Linked DNA regions of Mus musculus: regions 2 and 3 are each linked to region 1. The links are chromatin loops, found by intact Hi-C in ENCODE. Cell type or tissue: heart. All regions are shown on one strand.

Region 1 (2,500 bases):
ATTAGCACCACTGTTATTACTATTTCGTGTGTATGGGTGTTTGGTCTGTATCACGTTTGTGCCTGGTGCCAGTGGATGCCAGAAGAGGGCATTGGATCCTCTGGTTGGAGTTACAGATGGTTGTGAGTTGTGAGGCAAGGGCTGGGAATCAAACCTGGGCACTCTCAAAGGGTGACTAATGTTCTAACTGCCGAGCGATATATCATTCCATATCCCCACTGTATTGGCTAGTTTTGTGTCAACTTGACACAGCTGGAGTTATCACAGAGAAAGGAGCTTCAGTTGAGGAAATGCCTCCATGAGATACAACTGTCAGGCATTTTCTCAATTAGTGATCAAGGGGGAAAGGCCCCTTGTGGGTGGTGCTATCCCTGGGCTGGTAGTCTTGGGTTCTATAAGAAAGCAGGCTGAGCAAGCCAGGGGAGGCAAGCCAGTGAGGAACATCCCTCCATGGCCTCTGCAACAGCTCCTGCTTCCTGACCTGCTTGAGTTCCAGTCCTGACTTCCTTTGGTAATGAACAGCAGTATGGAAGTTTAAGCCAAATAAACCATTTCCTCCCCAACTTGCTTCTTGGTCATGATGTTTGTGCAGGAATAGAAACCTTGACTAAGACACCCACCTTTGTTTATTTGTTTGTTTGTTTGTTTGTTTGAGGCATGCTTCTCACTGAACTAATAACTTGCCATGGAGGCTAGGCTGGCTGGCTAAGGAGCCCAGGGAATTTCCTCTCTCTGCCTCCCAATTCTGAGATAAGTCCACATGAGCATATTGGCTCTTTACGTGGGACCAGAACTAAGGTCCTTTCTCGACAGAGCTCTTCTCTCAACCCTGCTTCCCTTTTCTAGATATTTCTATGTTAATCTTGTGCTTCATTTTTGCCTAGGAGAGTTTCGTTTCTAGTTAGGGATGGTAGAGAAAGGTGTCCACCTCTGCTCAGGGAGGGGGAAAACCAATGATGTTCACATCACCTTTACCAATACTTTGTAATTCCACAGCCTTTATATTCTCTCCAACACCCTAAAATAGCATATATAAGAGAATGACTTTACCCATGGGCAAAGCTCCCCTTAGGTCACCCATTAAGCACAGAATTCAGTGATTCCATGGAAAAGGTTGTATCCAATGTGCAGACATAATTGCTTATTTCTGCCTATTACCCGTTTAGTTCCAGTTTCAGTCACCAAGTCTTTCTAGAAAGTGTGGGCACCCTTCAGATCTGCTTCTCCATGCAGCCTCTGGCTGCACAGGGCCATGCCTCTCCCAGAGTCTTTTCAGACTTGTGGAAATCCCCCTGCTTTAGAATCAGCCACATGATTCAGGCAGTCACATACGTGTGCTTTTCTGTCTCAGTAACACAGACCTTTGTGTCCAAAACTGTAGCTCTCTAGGCATCTATTCAAAACCATTCTATAACCGGACAGCAGGTGGCGCTCTAACTTCAGGAGTCCCACTCCTAAAGCCACCACCACCAAGAGACAATATCGAGTGCATTTAAAAATTTATATATATTTTTCTCCGCCAAGGCAGAAATGTACTCCATTTTCTTTAACCATGTTCATTTGCTTCCTACTGTGTGACTCCAACTGGGTAATAGGAAGCCAGACTTCTCCCATGGTTACTTTCTTTCCTAGAGCAGGGTTCTGAGGGAGTCAGGGTATAAGCTGGGCAGAAACAACAGAAATTCTGTGTTCACCTGCAGAGATGCTGCCCCTCCTAATGGCTCCCAGTGGTTTCTTCAAACATAAGGGCATGCCAGCCTATAGCAGGCTCATCCTAAGATGCAGAAACTACTTGTTACCCTGCCCGAGGCAAGTGGGATTAAGTAAGAGAACATAAAAATGTCCTGTCCCAGAACATTAGGTGGACATCTAGGTGACCAGGCTGCAAGCTTGGGGCTTACTTCCCCTTCACAAGGAGAGAGCACCTCGCTTCCTGCCTGCTGAACACACACAGAACACCAGCAGAGGGTTTGGGGGCAATGGTACACTCACTCATTCCTTTATTCGTTGGATCATCTAACAAATCTCCAGAGCCACTGGCACTCCCCACGCATCACTGAGTTCTTGGTGTGAGAGCAGCTGGTCAGTAGGCTCTCTTCCCTCCATCTGGACGGAGAGAAGGAGATCTAGACTGTAACCGAAGGAGAGGGCGTGGTTCAGGCAGACAAGTGCTTGCTGTGTCAGTATAAAAACTGGAGACTGGTCTCCAGAACACTTTAAAAAGCCAATCATGGCAGCTCGATTTAGTAATCCCAAAGCTAGAGAAATAGAAATAGACATATCTCAGGTGCTCACAAACAGACAATTTAGGGGAATCAGTGAGCTTCAGGCCAATGGAGAGACTGTCTCCCAAGACAGGGAGGACAGCACCCAAGGAATGACCCTGGAGGTTGACTTCTGACTCCTACATGCGTGATGACAGGTTCATGTGTACATGAACACACACATACACACACACACACACATGAGTATAAACAGACACACATGATAATGCACTCAT
Region 2 (2,500 bases), 65 kb after region 1:
TAATTTGGTAAACACGTACTTGTCTCTTCCTCATTTAAACAATGAACAACACAATCAGTGAAAACCACGCCCACCCAATATCAGGTTCTCTGACCAACTGGAGTTAACCACAGCCCCAGGTCTGGTACTCACCGATCTCAGGCATGATTTTATGCTCATGTTGCATTTGCCTAGACATCTTACAAATACAGAGGACTAAACTACTTACATGCTTTTATGGAAATATACATAAATGGTAAAATACATATCCTTTGTTCAGCCTGACAGACCTTCCCATGATGCATCTGGCCTCTTACGGGTCTAGGTCATTACCATATAGTATTCATATAGAGGTCATGTGACCTCTTACTTAATGCATCTCCTGCATCCCCTTTCCTGAATGATGCCCCGGTGTGTTCAGTTTTTCTCAGGTGTCATCCACTTCTGTTATGATGCAAACTTTTAAGAGAATAAATAGCTTCTGAAATACCAAACGTGCAAAATATTGTTCCCTTTGTGTTGCTTGCTTCCAGGCTGTTAGGTTACTTCTTAATAGGCTCTGGTGCCCTCTTCACTCTGAATCACCCTTCATCCCATTTGTATTCGGCCCAGTGCTTCCCTCCGGCGGGGCTGCTGTTCCACAGGAGTTCTTGCTGTGCCCTGCTCCGGCAGCAGTAGGTCTGGCCCTTGGCCTCACGACTTGGTCTCACCAGCCATAGAGTTATGAAATAATGAATCTGTCACCAGGAACACAGGCTTGCCTGACATCTAGACTTTTTTTTTTCTCATTCAAAATGTGAGTTTTGCTTTTGAACACAAATTCAAGCCTTTAGCATTTAAGTTTAGAACATAGAACTTCAGGCTCTCACACATGGGGGCTGAGAGGGAGCCTGTCAATTGGGGCCAGCAACATTGTGCTATGAAAACCACATAGGCATAGGAATCAGACAGATAGCTCTACCCCAGCTTTCCAGCAGGCTGGAGTAAGTGTAGCCATCTGCTCACTGTCTCTGCCCGAGTCTCTGTTTATAAAGTGGACCTCTTTCCAGGAATTTACAGGATGAAACTTCCTGCGTGTTCAGGAAGCTGCACCGGAGCAGAGCTGATAGCAAACACACGGTCCTTTTTCTCATTTCCTCTCTTCCCCTGATTGTTCTTCCTAGGAGTCTTATTCACACGTGGGCACGTCTTGGCTCCCGCCTATCGGAGCATCTCTGAGAGGCTAGACAATATGGAGATTACAACCTGTCTTCAAAGCAGAGCTTCCTGGGTGGTTTTTTTTTTTTTTTAAATGAACTATAAAAATCAGAATGAAAACCAAATTAAGATTAATGCATTGTGGAGGTGCATCGTCCACAGAAAAAGTCATATCCCATATTACACATCTGACAAGAAATGGCACAGGAAGCAGCTGTTCCTACACTGGGCCCCTTCGTTTACCTGTGAACCATTTTCCAGGTGAGCCCTTCAGCTCCTGATCCCTGAACAGTTTCAGGCTCCATAGAGAACCTCAGACCCTGCTTCAACCCTGGTTCCTCCACACCGAGACTGACCCAGCCTGTTTTCTCGTGTTGTCTCCTGTCCCTTAGCTGCTCTCTCTGCTAACAGCTAAGCTCCGTCTTGCCCACTCTCTGGGTGCAGCATGTTCTTTATCTACAATTCTGTAGGTTTGGGACAGATTCCTCACTCTTCCCATTAATACATGAAGGAAACACAACTCAAACCAGCTCTACAATAGGACAGTGTGGCTTCATCTGGGATGTCTCTGGCCTCTGGAATTGGTGGGCAAGGGTAGGTTGGATGAGCTCTTCCACAGCCAATCCTGATGCGGAGCCTCTGCCTCTGTGCGGAGCTGTTCGAGGCTTTCTTAGCTTGCTCCTCTTCACCACCTTCACCACCGTTCTCATCCTTCTTTCCCCAAGAACAGACTTCCTCCTTTGTGGAAAGGGAAAGGGAAAGGGACGCTTCCAGTCTGTCTCCTCTTAGTGGATTATGCTATTGAAACTGACACACACCGAGCTTTAAAACAGAAAAAGCCCTTGCGTTATTTTATGCTGACTTCGGGAAGGGCAATCCTACCGGAAGTCATGGGAGGATAGAGGAAGTGGTCCATGGAGGAAGACAGGGCCCTGGGTAGATGAAAAGTGAAGCCCAGGGCATGCTTAAGGTGGGGTTTTGGGGGGGGGGTGATCCACATAAAATGGAAATCAGTGTGGGTAACAACTGAAAATTGGTGTTGAGAGGCTTCTGTGAGCCACTTTACTCTGTTTCCACAGGGATGGGAGACATGAGTTTTCACCAAGCTTTTTCAACTTTCTGGTACCTGGCAGGTTCTCACTTCCAGATTCTTAAGCTGTATCTTAGAAGCTAGCTTTGGGCAGTGGTGTGTGTGTGTGTGTGTGTGTGTGTGTGTGTGTATCTGTGTGAGTGCGTATCTGTGTGTATGTATGTATGTATGTGTGTATGTATGTCTGTATATATATGTGTGTGTCTGTGTATGTCGATGTCTGGGTATGTGTCT
Region 3 (2,500 bases), 73 kb after region 1:
AAATGCAATCAAGAATCCTTCTCTAGAGAAGCACACCCCAGATAGAGAGGTGGACCACAGGTGAACACATGCTTACATGTGACCTGGTCTAGTTTTTCCTTTTCTCTGCAAGAGGCAAGGAAACATTAAAGAAAAACAAGAGCTTTAAGTACAGAGAAGACGAAATTAGAGGATGCCTGAATGTGCTGGGGCCCTCAGAGACCCATATCTCCCTAACTCCAGACTTAGCCCCTCAACCAAGACCATGCCCTGCCAAGGTCACTGTCCTGAGGCCCACTGTGTCTCATCTGCAGCTTTCTCATGGACTCTCAGCCACCCAAGAGCTGACATGGGAAGGTCACACTAAGGACTTACTCTAGGTAGGCTGTTCCTGAGGCACAGATGAGGAAAAACTGAGCAAGTGGACCCAGTGTCTCCTGCCTGGGGAGAAGCAGCGTGTTCCAGCAAGGGTACCTGGTCACTGTTGCCAGGCTACATGAGCAGGATGCAGTAGCAGATGTCAGAAAACCCATCTGATGCTGTCCTGGGAGGGAGTGCATGCAGAAGAGCAAGAAGTGAGCCTTAGGGAAAGATGTCACTTTCTCCCAGCTGCTGCCAGGAGGGGCTGGGTCCAATTCATGACAGGCATGTCTAGCTATGCCAAGTTTTACACAAACATCTTATGTATTGTTTAAATCAGAGACAGTGGCAGATAGAGATATATTTCATCCAGCTGTTTGTACAGGACTTAGCCCTATTCTATCTCAAACAATGTTCATTGTTTTAAGTCTTTATATCCCAAAGTTGTTCCTATGCGTATCTGCAGGGGAAAAAAGTCCTGTTCTGATAGTGTTTTGAGCCTGGACTGACTCTGTTGTGTCTCAGGAAGAGGAATGAGATAAACAGCCCAGGGGAGCTGGGGACAGGCTCTGAGTGAGCAGAGGCCAGCCCTTAAGTTACCAGGCAGGTCTGTGCTGAGTGCAGCCGAGGGGAGAGCAGCTTTTCCGGAGGTGTCCTGGCAAATGGACCAGGTGGAGGAAGAGGAAGAGGCGGGGCTTCCGGTTTATATGTGTCTCCTCCTGAAGTAGGGTCCACTGGACCCTGGCAGGAAAAAGATGGCCTTGTCTGATAGGAATGCTATTTCATTGTTTGGAACAATGCATTAGGGTCTTGGTAAACGGCGGGGCTTGAACTCAAATGTTTTGTTGAGTTACTAAAACCGGTTATGATGTGATCCTGCCCCCATTAGGGTAGAACCTAGCTAAATGGTGTATGAAGCAATTGCTGTTTGGAAAATGTCAAAAATTACAAGAAGTGTGGAGTTATTTGTGTGTGTGTGTGTGTGTGTGTGTGTGTCTGTGTGTCTGTGTGTCTGTGTGTGTTTACAGGGATTTCTGAAACACTGAGGAGCAAAGAACAAATGGTATATGGAGAAAAGAAGGACAGAATCCATTTATGGTGGGACCCCATCACTATCACTATCCAAGTATGGAAAAAATCAGTTAGTCAGGCACACGAGCAGCCTGCTGATGCTGGAGAGAGAAAAACACATTGAACAACGTAAGTGTCTAGGCAGATTTGGCAGCAAGGGCTTGGAGACCAAAAGTGGGGAGTCAAACCACACCTTTTCTCCCTGATCAAAAGGAAGTGGCTAAAGGACACTCCCTAGGCCTGGTTCCTCTGACTCCTACTAAGAAGGGAAAGGGGCTAACAGAGCCTGCCTGCGTCCTCAGACACAGGAGAGAGGAAAAGACAAATCAAACCAGCAAATGGTTAAAAAAGGACAGACCAGAGATGAAGACAGCATCAAATTCGGCGGTTGTGGGGAGTCAGAGCAGGAGCTGGTGAGACCAGAGAGGCACGGGGGCTGAGAGATGGATGCTGTCTCCTGATGGCTCATACTGGGTCCTTGGGTGACAATAACAGGCAGACACCTGGGGTTTCCCACCAAGGTCCCTTCATGCTGTGGCCACTGTGCCCCTTAGACATCCGGAAGTGAAGCCACCACTGTGTATCTCCTCTTATGTGAAGTAATTCAAGTCATTTAAGTGAAATATATTTTTGAACATTCTTAGGTATAAATTTCACACCTTTTGGGGAGCTGGGGCTCAGATGCCTTCTAGGAAGGCTCAAGTGGTCTTTCTTCTTTGTCAGGGGTGGGGGTGTTTGCTCAGCAGAAACCAGGTGCATATGTGCTTACCCTTCATGCGCACTGGTGATGGGAGCCAGCTGGGTGAGAAAGGATCATGGCCTCCACCAACAACAGTGATTACATTTGAAAGTGGGAAGACTCCTGCTGGATTCCCCCATGGCCGAGACAGATAAGAAATGGGCAAGACAGAAGATGACCACAGTGGATCTGTCTGGGTTTGACTTTACCTCACAAACCATGCCAGGTCTTAAAGGTTACAACGGCTTCACATGATCTCTCATGGACAGCATAGTTCTATTGAACTCAAATCTGTAGACTGTGCCTTGTTTATGTTATTGATCAAGCAGGTCAAAGGGCTGCTTGGATCCA

Evidence for each region. Hi-C counts contacts between places; a loop is a spot of excess contacts. Peaks named below come from ENCODE experiments on the same cell type or tissue, not always from the same donor. Only the 100,000 strongest peaks of a DNase experiment are listed, where the experiment ranks them.
Region 2: it touches region 1 in a loop (6-fold over the local background); 2 of 42 quality-filtered maps call a loop at or near these places.
Region 3: a loop joins it to region 1, with 6 times the contacts of the local background. A loop is called at or near these places in 2 of 42 quality-filtered maps.

What each region holds. Positions count from the first base shown.
Region 1 is chr17:67,584,294-67,586,793 of GRCm38, reverse strand. All of the region lies in intron 2 of Gm36201 (predicted gene, 36201), which reads left to right. Among named protein-coding and RNA genes, the nearest start is that of Gm36201, 44 kb to the left of the region's middle. In heart, a CTCF peak has its summit at 1,435 (motif pointing right); a DNase peak (open chromatin) is centred at 1,413.
Region 2 is chr17:67,519,645-67,522,144 of GRCm38, reverse strand. No RefSeq gene overlaps it. Among named protein-coding and RNA genes, the nearest start is that of Gm36201, 110 kb to the left of the region's middle. In heart, no CTCF peak of the experiment used is centred here; a DNase peak (open chromatin) is centred at 1,084.
Region 3 is chr17:67,511,353-67,513,852 of GRCm38, reverse strand. No RefSeq gene overlaps it. Among named protein-coding and RNA genes, the nearest start is that of Gm36201, 120 kb to the left of the region's middle. In heart, no CTCF peak of the experiment used is centred here; DNase peaks (open chromatin) are centred at 522, 1,002 and 1,632; H3K27ac peaks cover 1,406 bases.